Regions from separate parts of the Homo sapiens genome. Here region 2 is linked to region 1. Evidence: read pairs that join two places in POLR2A ChIA-PET (ENCODE). Cell type or tissue: CD4-positive, alpha-beta T cell. All regions are shown on one strand. Links, peaks and the distances in the headings refer to the core of each region. The heading gives the core; the rest is flanking DNA. Region 1 holds the start of WASHC2C (WASH complex subunit 2C). Region 2 has its middle 46 kb from the start of MARCHF8.

Evidence for each region. ChIA-PET counts read pairs that join two places held together with the same protein. Peaks named below come from ENCODE experiments on the same cell type or tissue, not always from the same donor. Only the 100,000 strongest peaks of a DNase experiment are listed, where the experiment ranks them.
Region 2: POLR2A ChIA-PET joins it to region 1 with 8 read pairs; 1 of 35 experiments calls an interaction of 5 or more read pairs at or near these places.

Annotation. Positions count from the first base shown.
Region 1 is chr10:45,723,429-45,731,768 of GRCh38, forward strand. WASHC2C (WASH complex subunit 2C) reads left to right here and starts at 3,838. Exons shown (of 31, transcript NM_001330074.2): 1 at 3,838-3,892; 2 at 3,989-4,111; 3 at 5,434-5,598. The coding sequence starts at 3,890. It overlaps LOC107984227 (RNA guanine-N7 methyltransferase activating subunit-like), which reads right to left and starts at 3,754. Exons shown (of 1, transcript NR_199876.1): 1 at 1,324-3,754. RefSeq lists enhancers at 3,064-3,809, 3,810-4,554 and a silencer at 3,529-3,578. In CD4-positive, alpha-beta T cell, for the core only: no CTCF peak of the experiment used is centred there; a DNase peak (open chromatin) is centred at 3,733; H3K4me3 peaks cover 1,589 bases; H3K27ac peaks cover 360 bases.
Region 2 is chr10:45,577,632-45,585,971 of GRCh38, forward strand. It overlaps a transcript of MARCHF8 not described here. Among named protein-coding and RNA genes, the nearest start is that of MARCHF8, 46 kb to the left of the region's middle. In CD4-positive, alpha-beta T cell, for the core only: no CTCF peak of the experiment used is centred there; a DNase peak (open chromatin) is centred at 3,480; H3K4me3 peaks cover 1,617 bases; H3K27ac peaks cover 2,160 bases.

The sequences.
Region 1 (8,340 bases), core at 341-8,340:
AAAAGCACTTTATTATCTAATTTAATCCTTACAACTTTGAGGTTAGCTGCAGCACACAAAACCAACCTGTTGCATAAGCTAGTGCTTTTACTCACTATACTGTACTGTTTTGAAAAACAGTTTGTGGCCAGGCATTGTGAATCACGCCTGCAATCGGAGAACTTTGAGAGGGTGAGGCAGGTGGATCACCTGAAGTCCGGAGTTTAAGACCAGCCTGGCCAATATGGCAAAACCTTGTCTCCACTAAAAATACAAAAATTAGCTGGGCATGGTGGCACACGCCTGTAATCCTAGCTACTTGGGAAGCTGAGGCACGAGAGTCACTTGAACCCAGGAGGTGGAGGTTGCAGTGAGCCAAGATCGTGCCACTGCACTCCAGCCTGGGCGTCAGAGTAAGACTCTGTCTCCAAACAGACAAATAAATAAATAAATGGGCTACTCTATTCAGGAGAAATTCAGATTTTGGAGTCACAATGTTTCAGTGATAAATTCCAGGGTGTGGGACGTAGATTAAGGGTGTTAAGTTCGTGGCCACTGAAGTTACCCATGATGGTGTTACATAAAATCCAAGTTTGGTAATTGGCTCGCCTCAATTTTACCAACCAAGTTCCAAGTTCTAAAGTGTGTATGTGTGTGCGTGCGTGCGCGCGCGCGTGTGTGTGTGTTTTAATGAATGTGGGGGAAGTGGAAGAGGTTGGTAGATGGTGACTTAAAAATGAAGTCCCCTTAAGACTCTAAGACTGTTTTTGCAGACAGCAGTCTTAGTCTTCTTCCAGGCTGGAGTGGAGTGGTGCAATCTCGGCTGACTGCAACCTTGGTCTCAGGGGCTCAAGCGATCATTCCACCTCATTCTCCTGAGTAGCTCGAACTACAGATCTATGCCGCCATGTCCAGCTAATTTTTTTTTTTTGTAGATATGGGGTTTCACCATGTTTCCCAGGCTGGTCTCGAACCGCCTTGGCCTCCCACAGTGCTGGGATTACAGGTGTGAGCCACCACGCCAGCCCAGCCTTAGTGTTAACACTGTTATAGGTTACTGTAACATATTGGCTCACAGTGTGTGTTCTCGGGTCTGCCTCTTTCCTGGTTACCTAATCATAAGTAAGTTACTTCTCCTTTCTGTACCTCAGTTTCCTCAACTATAATTTGGAAATAATATTTCCTCCCTCATAGTCATTGTGTGAATTAAATGAACAATGTATAAAGTGGTAAATACTGAACACTTGATAAATGTTAGCTATTATTAAAGGAGAGACTGATATTTAAATGATTACAATACAATGTAATACCTTAGGATAAATACATCAAAAACAACTTTTTTCCTTATTTATTTTACAGCTTTATTACTGATTTCCCTCTAAAAAGAGACCCAAATAAATGTGGAGCGACTCATTATAGAGTAAGGAATCACAAAGTACCATAGTCACGTAACAAAAGCAAAAAAAAAAAAAAAGCAATTGTTTTACCTTTCAACTGCTGATGTTATGTACAATCTATCACAAGAAGCATAGCTGTGCATTCATGAGCTGATTGTATTAACCTCTAGAATTTTAGAAACGAGCACATCTAAGCATGTGGATACTCTCTTACCTTACAAAGTAAAAGCAAGCATTTTCTATTTTAAAATTTTTATATCTGTGTAAAACGAAGAATTCCTGGAGGTCAAATAAGAAAAATATACCAAACTCAAAACACTATTAAGTCATGAAACGAAGACTCTGAGGTAGAAGTCAAGCAATATAATCCACAATTTCAGGTATTCCCAGCAACCATCGCATCTCGCAAGTAAGATGTATTTTTTTTTAAAGTCTCAACTTCCAAAAAATCAATAATCCATTCTGTAAAATCAGATGTAAAACTATGACCGAGCCGGGCGCAGTGGCTCACGCCTGTAATCCCAGCACTTTGGGAGGCTGAGGCGGGCGGATCACGAGGTCAGGAGATCGAGACCATCCTGGCTAACACAGTGAAACCCTGTCTCTATTAAAAATACAAAAAATTAGCCAGGCGTGGTGGCGGGCTCTTGTAGTCACAGCTACTCGGGAGGCTGAGGCAGGAGAATGGCATGAACCTGGGAGGCGGACCTTGCAGTGAGCCGAGACTGCACTCCAGCCTGGGCGACAGAGAGAGACTCCGTCTCAAAAACAAACAAACAAACAAACAAACGACAACAAAAAAAACCAACTATGACCGACAGAAGACACCCAAACTTTTGTCGTGGTAACACAGTAAATGCTTTTACTAAAAGCTGCCAACATTTCTATCGTAAGGGGGCAGCTGGTTGTAACCTTAATGTCCATATTGGTCGGGATAGTAAGGTTCTTGTCTGTGTTGCGGGTAATTGTTACCGCAGGATTGTCCACGCCACTGATTGGATCGATTGTCACTTGGCCACCCCCATCTGCCGTCCCTGCCTCTGAACTGTCTGCTATCTTGCAACCGATTGTCTCTGTTTCTTTGGTTCCCACCAGCTCTGCTATTCCATTCCTCAACAATTGGAGAGGACTCAGGAGGGCGTTTCAAGTATTCCTGATACTCCTCGTCATCTTCTGTGAATCTACTAGCAAACATCTCTTCAAAATTTGGAACAGCTTTGGCAGTGTCAGTCATTCTGAAATTCCCAAAGATTTGAGGCAGCTGTATTGTTTAATGTTTAGGTTGTTTAAATCCGCCAAGGGCTGTGTCTATCTAGCTCGGGCCGAACCCCGCCAGCGAGACACTAAGAGACCGCAGGAGAGGTGGCCTCTGGCCCACCACACCGTGGAACTCCAGACCACCCCAGCTCTCCAATGTAGCGGAGACCCTTCCGCTAGCCATAGAAAATAACTTAAGTCACTTAAGCTGTACTTGGGGTAATCAGGTTATTTAATGAGGTGATAACTGAGGTGACTACAAAAGAAAAGTCTGGGATTGGGTGTGTGAGCAAGGTGCATGGGGACAGTGGTATGTTCTAGGTTGAAGGCTCACCCTAGGCCAAGCACCGTGGCACCTGTTTTACAATATCATAACTTTAATATCACATCCTTGCAAGATATGTAGCTTCGTTTTACTGAGGAAAGCTCAGAAAAGTTAAATAACTCGCCCTTGGGCACACATGACTGGAAAGAAATTGGGATTTTTATTTTAGTAAGTAAGTTGGTCAGGCACAAGGGCGACTCAGCAGAGGGAACTTCAAGGAAGTGTGAGACAACAGCTGGAGCCCTGAGCTGGGAGAGTGGAGGACGAATTATAAAGAGTTTTATGCCTGCCATAATGAGAAGCTTGTCCTTGAACTTGAGGGGAATGCTGAGAGTGCAAAGGACTTTAAGCAGGCCCTACACAGTGGCAGCCAAGCAGGTCATAAAGAGCAAGATGATGCCCAGGCAGATCAGGGATTCTCTTATCTACAGAGCGTCCGCCTACCAGCTCCTTCACAGCAGCGGATTTTGCTGCAAGAGAAGAGGCAGCAGGCCAGGCCTTTTCCTTCGCCCACAGCGCCTACGTCGAAGGCTCCCAGGCTGGTTGCTCCACTGGCTGCTTGAGGTCCCCTCTCTCCAGACCCGCCGAACTGGCGGCCGGTGCTTTGGCCGATCCCGCGCCGCTGCCTCGGGCCTTGGGCGGCAGCGCCCCCCGCCCAACCCGCCTCTGCAGCGTTCCTGGCGTCAGCCCCTATCCTCCAGCTTCCTCCGCCCCAACCTAGGGTAGAACCCCAAACTCCAGTCCCAGTCCACTTCCGCAGCTTCCTCCCCTCAGCATCGCAGGTCGGATCACGTGCGGGTTCTGTCACGTGACATCAGGTCACGTGAGGCCGGTCACGCCCCGGGCAGCTTGGCTGGGGCTAGGCTTCCGGGGCTCTGCGGTCCTCGGCCTGTGCTGGCAGCCTCGGAGCCCACCGAGCCGGGCGGCTGGGATGGTGAGGGCGGCGGGCCGGAGAGGGGCCGGCCTGGGCTGGGGCCGCCGTCCCTGCCGCCCTCAGGCTCAGCCTCTCTTCTCGTTTTTTTCGCTGCAGATGAACCGGACGACCCCCGACCAGGAGCTGGTGCCGGCGTCGGAGCCCGTGTGGGAGCGGCCGTGGTCGGTGGAGGAGATCCGCAGGAGCAGCCAGAGCTGGTCGCTGGCGGCCGACGCGGGCGTGAGAGGCGGGCCCCGGGGACGCGAGAGCGGCAGGGGTGACGCTTGGCTTGCGCGCAGGAGGGCCGGACCGCGACTGCCCCTGCACCTGGCCCGTCCCGTTGCCTGCCCTCTTAGGAACACACGCCCCGTTTAGCCCCCGAGAATGCCACCCTGGCAGTCCCCGGCCACCAGGGAGAGGGGCAGACCCTGACCGTGGCCCAGACGCGACGTTCCCTTCATGGGGTTTCTGGCTCAGCTCCATCCGGAGGGGAGATCCGTTTCCGCCACACTGAGGGATTGCTCGGGCACTAGGGAGGCGATTCCTGTTGGGACCTGGACTAAATGGGGTGGGAAACAAGCCAGTATGTGGATATCCTTTAATGGGATTCTTCAAATCGGGGGCCCAAAAAGCTCAGAACTGTTCGAGTCCCAAATGAATAGGATTTTTGAATAAGAGTGGTGGTTGATTAGCTAACCCTTGGTCTGTGATCTCTGTAGATTGACAACCAAAGAGGACTTTTAAAAGGAGACAGGGTTTTGCCCTGTCGCCCAGGCTGGAGTGCAAGTGGCTCGATCTTGGCTCACTGAATCCTCTGGGGTTCAGGTGATCCTCTCACCTCAGCGTCCTGAGTAGCTGGGACTATAGGCGTCCACCACACCTGTCTGATTTGTTTATTTATTTAATTTTAGTAGAGATGGGGGTCTTGCTATGTTGCCCAGACTGGTCTGCAACTCCTGGACTCTAGCGATAACCCTGCCTCAGCCTCCCAAAGTGTTGGATTACAAGCGTGAGCCACCATACCCAGTGCCAAAAAGGGATTTTAAATTTTTCCAGAAACGAGATAGGTGTCCATTAGCTCACTGCCACTCTTTTGATGAGCTTTCTTAGTGTTTTCCAATGTCACTTGGTTTTAGTACTTGTCAAACCAGCATTCCGGCCGGGCACAGTGGCTCACACCTGTAATCCTAGCACTTTGGGAGGCCGAGGTGGGCGAATCACGAGGTCAGGAGTTCGAGACCAGCCTGGCCAACATGGTGAAACCCCGTCTCTACTAAAAATACACAAAATTAGTTGGGCGTTGTGGCGGGCACCTGTAATTCCAGCTACTCGGGAGGCTGAGGCAGGAGAATCGCTTGAACGCGGGAGGTGCAGTGAGCCGAGATGGCGCCACTGTACTCCAGCCCAGGCAACAGAGTGAAACTCTCTCTCAAAAAAAAAAAAAAGCATTTCTTTCACATTCTAACACTCAAAGGTGAAAGGAAATGGGTTCTTTTTTGATGTGACATGCAGAATAGTTACATGTAACATTGATACTACTGTATGTTTATTTTTTAAAATAGCTACTACAGTTTCTACAGGAATTCTCACAGCAAACTATCTCTAGGACCCATGAAATCAAGAAACAAGTGGACGGACTAATCCGGGAAACCAAAGCCACAGATTGTCGCCTGCATAATGTCTTCAATGACTTCCTTATGCTCTCTAATACCCAGTTCATAGAGAATGTGAGTTATTTAGTTATATTATAATTCCTTTTTTGGGAGTAGGAGATATTGTAATTTTAAATAACTTACTGTTAGGTTCCCTCCTAAATTTTGGTGGAAGTGTGGTTCTTGGTAATTGTAGCTTTTTTCTCTGGGATTAACGCCTCTTTTTTATTTGTAAAGTTTTAAGTCCTTTTTTCCAAGCCTCTAAAAAAGTCTAATGATAAAATTTTCTTATACTTCAGTGCTTCCATCTTTTGTCGTTTTGAGAGTAGTCAGCAATTGTGCTGAATTGTGTGGCACTCACACTGCCTTTGTTGTGGCGTGATCTGTAAGGACAGCTGTTTACCTGGTTAGACCCTCTGGACACCAGCATATGGTTTCAGTTGTTGATTGGGGTCATTCTGTTCTGATAAATTATATTCAGGGGATATATATGTCTGCTTGCAATATTCTCAACTAAAGTTTATGATGGCCGAACTTACAATATGGAATCAACTGTAAACAGATTACTGAGCTTAAATCTATGTGTGATTTCTGTCTATTTACTGTTTCTTCTAGGTGGTAGGAATACATAGGTAAATTAGATAGAGCCTCTCCCTTGGCAAATAGTATAATTCCAGCATACAAAGGAAGTAAGTATGGCTGGAGCAGAGTGGAGACTTAAGAGATGAGGATGGAGAGGAAGCTTAGGTAACAGACCTGTGTTTCTCATAGGGTGTCCCAACTTTCTGAATATCAGCATTCATTTGTGGAAAAAGGATTATTAAAGTAAGCGATCTCCCGAGATTGTTAGATATAAAGTAATAAAATTTTCAGAATCACAAAATTATTAAAAAAGCCCAAGATTTAGAATAGTTAAGAGAATGCCATGTAGTCAACTTGTGCAGCATGTTTGTGCATTTTTTAATAGCTCAAGTTAAATGCCACTTCCTGTCTTTTTTTGGAGAGCTATATATAAAATAAAGACATTAATAAAGGTGTTAGAGATCTCTTTGCCAGTTATTTCCTTTAACAGCAAAGGAGTACTTATGAGTTTGAAAAATAACAAGTATTCGGCCAGGCGTGGTGGCTCATGCCTGTAATCCCAGCACTTTGGGAGGCCAAGACGGGTGGATCACCTGAGGTTGGGAGTTCGAGACCAGCCTGACCAACATGGAGAAACCCCGTCTCTACTAAAAAAATACAAAATTAGCCGGGCATGGTGGCGCATGCCTGTAATCCCAGCTACTTGGGAAGGCTGAGGCAGGAGAATCGCTTGAACCTGGGAGGCGGAGGTTGCGGTGAGCCGAGATCCTGCCATTGTACTCCAGCCTGGGCAATAAGAGCGAAACTCCGTCTCAAAAAAAAAAAAAAGTATTCAAGTAAAATCAGTAGTTTTCTGATTGTTTACACAGAATGTCCATGCTTGGTCCTGACTATCTCACTGGAAAAGTCAGGGACTCTAGACTCAACTTCTCTGGTGTGCACAGCCCCATAATGTTTTCATCAAGATTAATTTGGTGTCCTTTTAAGCACTCCTGTTCTTTTCATTCTGTACTTTTCTTGCTGGATCAGGTAGTCAGCACTTCTCTGCAGTCAGTGCTGCAGCACCAGAGTCCCAAAGGATTTGGGAAGTTTCTTTTTTTTTTTGAGATGGAGTCTCACTCTGTCACCCAGGCTGGAGTGCAGTGGTGCGATCTCCGCTCACTGCAAGCTCCGCCTCCCGGGTTCACGCCATTCTCCTGCCTCAACCTTCCAAGTAGCTGGGACTACAGGCGCGTGCCACCACGCCTGGCTAATTTTTTGTATTTTTAGAAGAGACGGGGTTTCACCGAGTTAGCCAGGATGATCTCGATCTCCTGACCTCGTGATCCGCCCACCTCGACCTCCCAAAGTGCTGGGATTACAGGCCTGAGCCACGGCGCCCGGCAAGGGAAGTTTACTTTGTACCCAGTGTGCCTGTACCAGATTGGTACTAGATTGGTACCAGATCAATACTTCAGTGGGAAGAAATGGGGAACATCATACAATTTTTCTCAATCACAGTCTTAGGTCTTATCTTTTCTCCAGCTCTTTTCTAGCCAAGTTTTCGTAGATTCTGAGTTTTCCATGTTGTAGTTTTTGTGGAGTTTTTTTGGTTTTGTTTTATTGTGTTTTGGTAATTGTTCTTTATTTCTGTCCAATACTGGGGATTTCCTGTTTTCCATCCATCTCTCCATCCCTTTAGCCTTAGCTTTTTTTTTTTTCTTCCGAGACAGAGTCTTGCTCTGTCATCCAGGCTGGAGTGCAGTGACACCATCTCGGCTCACTGCAACATCCGCCTCCCGTGTTCAAGCAATTCTCCTGCCCACACCTCCCATGTAGTTGGGATTACAGGCTCCCGCCACCAGGCCTGGCTAATTTTTTTTCTATTTTTAGTAGAGATGGGGTTTCACCATGTTGGTGAGTCTGCTTTTGAACTTCTGACCTCAAGCGATCTGCCCATTGCAACCTCCGCCTCCCGGGTTCAAGCAGTTATCCTACTTCAGCCTCCCAAAGTGCTAGGATTACAGGCGCGAGCCACTGCGCTCGGCCCTTAGTGTTAAGTCTTGATGCCCCTTCGCCTTCCAGTCTGCAGCCAGAACTCTTCTCCGGATGTGCTGGTTGCCGCTGCCAAATCTTAATTACTTCCCAGACCTTCCATAAGGCCACATGCTATAGGTTTTTTTCATTTGTGGCAAAGCATGATAATACTGAGAAAACAGCTAATGCATAATAAAACTCTGAAAAAATATACTTGCT
Region 2 (8,340 bases), core at 53-8,052, 150 kb before region 1:
GCTGGTGCCTTGAACTTCCCAGCTGCTAGAACCATAAGAAATCAATTTCCACTGTTTATAAATTACCCAGTCTCAGGTATTTTGTTATAGCAGCATAACGAACTAAGATATATAAATTTAAAATAAGTATCTGTAATCCTACCACTTTAAGGAGGCCAAAGCAGAGGACTGCCTGTGGCTAGGAGTTAAGACCAGCCTGGAGAATACAGCAAGATCCCATCTCTACTAAAAATTTTAAAAATAGCTGGGCATGGTGGCCCATGTCTGTAGTCCTAGCTACTTGGGAAACCAAGGTAGGGGGATTTGCTTGAGCCCAGGAGTTCGAGGTTACAGTGAGCTATGATCATACCACTGCATTCCAGCCTAGGAGACAGAGTGAGACCCTGTCTCTAAAAAAATTGTTTAATAAAAAATTAAAATATGGATATACATATATCTATTTACACACAAACAAACATATCCTAGCTGTGGCCACTGAGTAGGCCTAGAAATAATGACACATCAGTCACAATAAGCACATCATATATCCAGATCTTGATTTCCAAATACCATTTTTTCCTCACTAATAGTAACAATACTCCTCGAAGAAAAGCTGATTTGAGGGGTGGGCCATACAAAATGAGCCCAGATCATCTTGTTGCACCAGAAAGTAAATAGGTACTCAAAGAATTCTGGAGACATATGAAAACACAGAAGCCAGTTTGAAAGAGTTTACACAGACCAAATTTGGGATGATTTTAGTATCAAGATAATAACAGTAATGAGTTACAGACCACTAAATAAGAATATGTATATGAATCATTCAAATAAATAATTGAACAAATAAATAAATGGGATGTGGAGGGAGGAGGGAAAGGTCTTCCTTACAGTAGAATGCCAATCAATAGCTACAGAAGGAAGCATGCAGTTGGAAAGTCATCACTGGACGCTAAAACTAGTGGGTGAAAGTTTGATGAGGAACAGGATATTAACACATTGTCAACAAATATTAACTTCAAAGAGAAAAACAGTATCATGGCAGTAGAGAAATCTGGCAGATACCAACTAAACCAACTGTTTGATGTTATCAGCAATATTAGAACAAACTGACATCAGGTTGCTCCTAATATGCTGCACTGAGAAAAATAAAAATCACTTTTTTGTTATCCTTGCATAAAATGCATGAACTGAATCTAACCATGAGGAAATTTCAGACAAGTAAAAAGTGAGGGACATTCTAAAAAAATAACTGATCTGTACTCTTCCAAAAGATCAATGTCAAGAATGACAATGAAAGGTTAACAAAGTACTCCAGATTAAAGGAGACTAAAGAAATATGATAATTTCATGGCGATTCAGGACTGGATACTGGACATGGAAAACAAAAGGGCAATAAAGGACATTATAGGGACAACTGTTGAAACTGCACTATGAATTAGATAACAACACCGTACCAATTGTTAAATTTCTTGACTGCTAATTTTACTGTGGTTATGCAAGAGAATACCCTGGCTCTTAGAAATACATGTTGAAGTATTCTTAGGACTTATACAACTTAAACTCAAATGAATCACAAAAAATACATTCACATATATGCATAAAAAGAAAGGGGGAAAGAGTGATAAAGCTAATGAGGTAAAATACAAACAACTGGTGAATCTTAGTAAATTATATGTAGTAATTCTCTATATTCTTTGTGTATTTTTTCTGTAAGTTACACATAAAGCAAAAGACATAACTAGAAAACTAGGTAAGCTTTTTTTTTTTACAAAAATGACAGACAAAAAGTCACTACCTTTCATATATAAACAAGCTATATAAAGCAAATTTCTTTTAAAAAGCACTATAACCCCTCCAAAAGATTAACAGGAAAAGGACATGTACAGCCAACTGCACAAAAGAAGCTAATGAAGTTTTAAAGGAAAGCAAAAACAAAAAGTCAATGAAAGATGAGATGTTTTCCACCTGTTAAATCGGTAATTTTCTTTTTAGAAAACATCAACATTGGCAAGGATGTCCTAAAATGGCCACTCAACACCTTGCTAGTGGAAGCATTAATTAGAATCTTTTAGGAAAGCAGTTCAGCAATATGAATCAAGAGCCTTAAAAATATCCACACCAGGCCAGGCGTGGTGGCTCACGCCTATAATCCCAGCACTTTGGGAGGCAGAGGTGGGTGGATTACCTGAGATCAGGAGTTCGAGACCAGCCTGGCCAACATGGTGAAACCCTGTCTCTACTAAAAATACAAAAGTTAGCCGGACGTGGTGGCGGGCATTGTAATCCCAGCTACTCGGGAGGCTGAGACAGGAGAATTGCTTGAACTCGGGAGGCGGAGGTTGCAGTGAGCCGAGATCATACCACTGCACTCCAGCCTGAAAGACTCCGTCTCCAAAAAAAAAAAAAAAAAAAAAAAAAAAATCCACAGTATTCTACTTCATGACACTATCTGAAAGAAATAATCTAAACTGTGGACTAAAATTTATGCTGAAGATATTCATCAAATGATAACTATAATAGCAAAATTCTTAAAATAATCCACATTAAACAATAGCGAAATCATTACGTAAACAACTTAGGATATAACCACAAAACGCAATATGCAGTCATTAGAAGTTATTTAAAATCAGGAAATATGACATAATAAATGTTAAGAGAATAAAGTTTACAAAATGGGCAGTTAGGATGATCTTAAGTAAAAAAAAAAATTCATAAAGCTCAGAACAGACATATTATAAACAGTGACTGTTTGAAAATGAAAATAAGTAGGGAATATGAACACCTGTCCCAGTCTCCAGTTTATGAGATCTCACCCCTCACCATCTGTGAACTACCACCGCTTACATGATGGTGCCTGTCTCACTCCCTGTGCACTCCAAGTATTTCTTGAGGCCATGGCACCATACCTGGCTGCATTCAGTAAACATTTGCTGCTTCAAATTTACAAACTCTCCCACCTCATTTCATATATGTAAAAAATGTATCTAGCTATTTAAGTCACCTGAAAACTGAAACTATATTGAATATGAAGTTCGTCAAGAACCAGTTTCACTTTTCTTTGCTTCTTTCAAATAAAAACATTAAGGAGGAAACATGCTTGGAGCTTTCGTTAACAACAGACTCCAAGGCAGGCTTGAGACAATATAAAGATACCACATACCTGATTAGTATTGTGCGCTAGGACCACCGGTGGTATTGTCAGTTTATTTTCATGTCAAAGATCATTTGCTTTAGCAGTCTAATCTTAGCTACCACAAAAAAACACACCCATCTGTGTGCTGCCAGAGCTTAGCCCCTACCCAGGGCCACACCTGACTCCAGCTCTGCCCTATTCCCCACTGATTCCACCTTCTACTTGGCAACTTTCTGCCTAATTAGCTAAGCAGAGCACAGTCAGGTAAGAGGAGGCTGTGAGCAAGGCTGGGAACACGGAGAAACCAGACAAGAGTAGGAAGACCTTAACCATGGCAGAGGACCAGCTGAGCGGTATTCGTAAGTCTGTGGTTCTCAACAGGGGCAGTTTATCACCCCAGGGGATTTTGCCAGTGTCTTGGAGATATTTTTAGTTGCCACAATTGTGGTGGTGCTAATGGCACCTAGTAGGAAGAGGCCAGGGATGCTACTGAACATCCTACAATACACAGAACAGTTCCCCACAACAAAGAATTATCCAACCCCAACTGTCAGCAGAGCTAAGGTCAAGAAATCCTACCACAGACTGATGCATCCACTAATACAGTGGAGTCTACTGCACAGTACAATTCAGCAGGAACAAGACACCCAGTGGTTAGAGGAGACCTGAGGTAGTTCAGGAAATGTAAACACACACATTACCTCCTCACTCAGATGCTAAGGTGATCAAAATTCTACCTCAAGAATTGGGAATGAGGGCATTGTAATTAATTAATTAATCAAATAAAACTAGTAAGAATGCTTTTTTCCCCAAGGGCTTGCTCCTATAAATATCTTATATTTCTTCAAAGACTGCTTCACAGCAGAAACTGTAAGAAGATAATACTATCAAAATTGCCCAGACTGGTAAACATCTCCAGAAAACTTGGCAACACACCCACATAATCAATGACAAATTTAATTTAGCTGTGTATCTCAACAGGCCCTTCCTACTAGGTGCCATTAGCACCCCCACAGTTGTGGCAACTAAAAACTCAAACTCAAAGTTCCCAGCTTAGTTTACGGGGAAAGTGTCAAGCTTTCAAAGATCACTCAAAAAGAAGAAAAGGGCTGCTTTCCCAGATGAATCATCAAGAACTACACAAGACTTAAAGGAGTAACATTTTCAAAACTGAGAACAGTACTTAGGCACTTCAACCAAAAAAAAAAAAAAAGCAGATTTTCAAAAAAGTATATGAATCATCATTATTATAATTTGGTTAAAGTAATGACCAATGAGTCACGCCACAATATGTTTTTTAAAATTATTTTAACAACCTTATCATGCCATAATGTCCACCTATGGGAGGCCAAAAGGTTAGAGAAGCCATCCAGTACTATCCCTGGCTGGCTGGGACTTAAATAACTTCAACCTGTCTCTAAAGCATCATTTTGCCTATCTACCTTGACCTCTGTCCTTTCAGTGTTAGGAAATACCCACCACTTAAGGTGGCCCCCTTCAATGTTGGACAGGAATTAACTGTTAGGAGTGTGTCCATTATGCTGAATCCAGAGCACCTCCCGTTCAACTACAGCTATTAGTTTTGAATCACATGAAACCAGCCTAATTATTCTCTATACAGCAGCCCTTCAAGTTTCCATATTATCTTGTCTTTCTCATCCAAGCCTTTTTCTTCTCCAAGTTGTAAAATGCACTCCCCCCACAAGCTGTTACAGTTAGCTATTTAAGTGATACAATTAAGATTAAACAGGAGACCAAAAAAACCAGAATGGCAGAACTGAAAGGAATCAGAGACCAGCCAGTTCAAACCCAATCCCATTTTTATAAATGAGTAAACAAGGCAGAGAGAGGTGAGGCAAGGCTGCTTGCCAGAGGTCAAGCTATTCAGAAAAGTCAGGAGCAGAATTCAAGTTTCCTAACTCTTTCGCCCCTCAGAACTGTATCAAGTTGTACAGATGTTGTGTGAAAGGATTGACAGTTTTTGTTTTATAAAAATATAAATACTGAGAGAAAAGATGATCCATCTACCAAGAATCTGTATTAAAAAGTGATGCAGGTGAAAAAAACTAGGTAACTTAACTTAAAAAATACATAAGAAAGGAAATGTAGTCATAGACTACTACCTGGCTTTGCAGATGAATAGTTAAGTTGTCACTAACTAAATATTTCTTATTGATTTCACTAAAAATACGGATGTAACCACAGTCAGAGAGTGGGAAATGGTAAATGAGGAGTTTAAGATGTCCAAATCCTCACCTATCAAACTGGGAAGGCAATGCATAATATTTAAAGTGGATAAACAAATAACAGTGGAATAAAATGTTTAGAAATATTAAAAATAGGTATTATAACAAGAATAGAGTTTGCCTCTATTTTTCATTGCAAGACTTTATGCTCGCTATTTTTAAACAATGTCCAAGTATTATTTTGATAAAAATTTCAACATTAATTTTAAGATACAGAAAAATAAGGGATCGGTAATAGATAATGTTGTAGGCAAGTGAATAGGGGAAAGAACACCAAAACACCATTAGTGGGAGTACAGACTGAAATAAAAACGGGACAACCAATTGCCACTATCCAATTTAAATCTCCTTTGACCAGGCAATTCCACTTCTAGGGCTCTAGACTAAGAATACACCCATAAATGTTCAAAGATATATATATGAGAATGATCACTGTGACACCATTTTAAAAGATACAAATCAGAGCACACTAAATATCAACTAACAGGGGAAGGGCTGAATAATTCATGAATATATGTACCCATATATTCTTCACACTCATCCCACAAATATTTATTGATTGCTAGGTACTAAGTATAGAATAGTAAATAAAACTCAACCTGCAAAGGAATACTACATCATTATTAAAAGAATGCGGATCTGTATGTATTGATCTAGGTGAAAAAGCATATTTCAAAATATAGTATGTAGTATGATGCTACTTTTATTAAAATACCCAGTATAACTAGATGAGACTTTTTCTTTATGTACTTACAGTATTTGACTTTTTTAGCATTGTGACATTACCTGTGTAGCTCTTTTAAAGACAATAAAGACATATGCTTGTCAGATTGGATAAAAGCAGTAACAAAAGAAAGCAAAAAAGAATGGAGGGAAGGTGATGGCACGCGCCTGCAATCCCAGCTACTCCGGAGGCTGAGGCAGAGAATTGCTTAAACCTGGAGGGGCGGAGGTTGCAGTGAGCCAAGATCGTGCCACTGCACTCCAGCCTGGGTGACAGAGCGAGACTTCATTTCCAAAAAAAAAAAAAAAAAAAAAGGAGGAAAGGAAAGAATCTACTTTTTGTAAGTCTATATAGTAAAACAGGGAAGATGCACATGATTTCCACTTCTAGATTCTACCAACATATATACAATCATATATATATATATATATATATATATATATATATATATATATCAAGAAATTCTCTCACACATTCACAAGAACTAAGAAACAATCTAAATTTTCATCAATGAAAGAATGAACAAATTGTGATCTATTCATACAATAAAACACCATACAGTAGTTATTAAAACTCAAACCACAAAAGCACAAATCTGAGGGAAAATCTCACATGTTAGAGAATACATACAGAATAAAATTATTTATGTAAAACTTTTTAAAAAGCAACAAAATAAAACTATCTTTACTTATGGATAAATATGGACCCACAGATTATGGACCCACAGATTAAAAACACCATGAGATACCACTTCTCAGCCTAAATATCTGACAATATTAAGTGACAATATTAAGGACATGGAACAAGAACTCCAATGTCTGCTAAGGTAAATGCATACTGGTACCACCACTATGGAAAACAACATTATATACAGTGGTAGTCAGAAATCTAAAGATAGTCCTCCAAGATTCCTGCCCCTGGTTATTCAAACACTAATTTGAGTATAGCTGTGAAAGGACCACGGAGATAAAATAGAGTAATCTAGATTATCCCAGTGGACCCAATCAAATCATATGAGCCCTTAAAAGCAGAGAATGGTCTCCATCTAGAGAAGGAAAAAAATATGAGTCAGAGAGATTCAAAGCATGAGAGAGATTCAACCTCCTATTGCCGGCTTTGAAGATGAAGAAAGAAAGAGGATCACAAGGCAAGAAATGTATGGCCTGTAGAAGCTGAGAACGACCATCAGCTAACATCCAGCAAGGACACATGGACCTCAGTCCTACAACCATATGAACTGAATTCTACCAACAACCCAAATAAGTGTGGGAGTTGATTTATCTCCAGAGCCTCCAGAAAAGAATGCAGTCCTACTGACAACTTGATTTCAGCCTCCTAAGACCCAGAGCAGATAACCCAGCCAAGCCTACTGCATTTCTGACCTATAGGACCATGAGATTTTAAAATGTGTGTTGTTTTAAGCCTCTAAGTTTGTGGTAATTAGTTACACAGCAACAGAAAACTACTACTTCTAGAAAAGTTGAAGAAATGCATTATCCTACAACCCAGCAGCTATACACCTGACCATACACAAAGAGAAACTCTTGCCCAAGAGCATAAAAAGACATGCACAATGTTCACATCACCACTGCTCATGATAGAAAAAAAATGGACAATCCAGTCATTCATCAGTACTACAAAGGACAAATTGTGGAATATTCATAATGTAACACAATAAGACAAGGAGACACCAATGAACTACGGCCATACAAAAATATGAATGAGTCTCAAATCTCATACGGAATAAAAAAGCAAATGAAAGAAGTTTACCCACAATACAATTCTAGTCATAAAGTTCAACAGCATGCAGGGCAAAACAACACAGCTTAGAGATACAAATGTGGTAAAACTATAGCAATGAAATAATAAAAACAAAATTCAGGGTAGCAGTTATGTCTCTGGGAACATAACAGAATGGGATCAGAGAAGAGAGATGAAGGGCATCAAAAGTAATGTAGATTGTTCCTAACTGGTGATTACAGAATAACAGCACTTACATTCTATACATAATTTATAAATATTGTAATATCTATTCAATATTTGAAAAATGAAAACATCTAGATAATCAAACTTCTACATAACAAAAAAAACTTCTTTTCTTTGGCAAAGATGTGTTCATTGAAAGGAATAATTCAAATGATATAAAGAGTCCAATCATTTTTTTAATCACCTAAAATTCTCACCACCTGGACATAATTAGTAACAATTTGCTTAACATCCTTCTAGACATTTCCTATGAGTATACATACATTTAAATA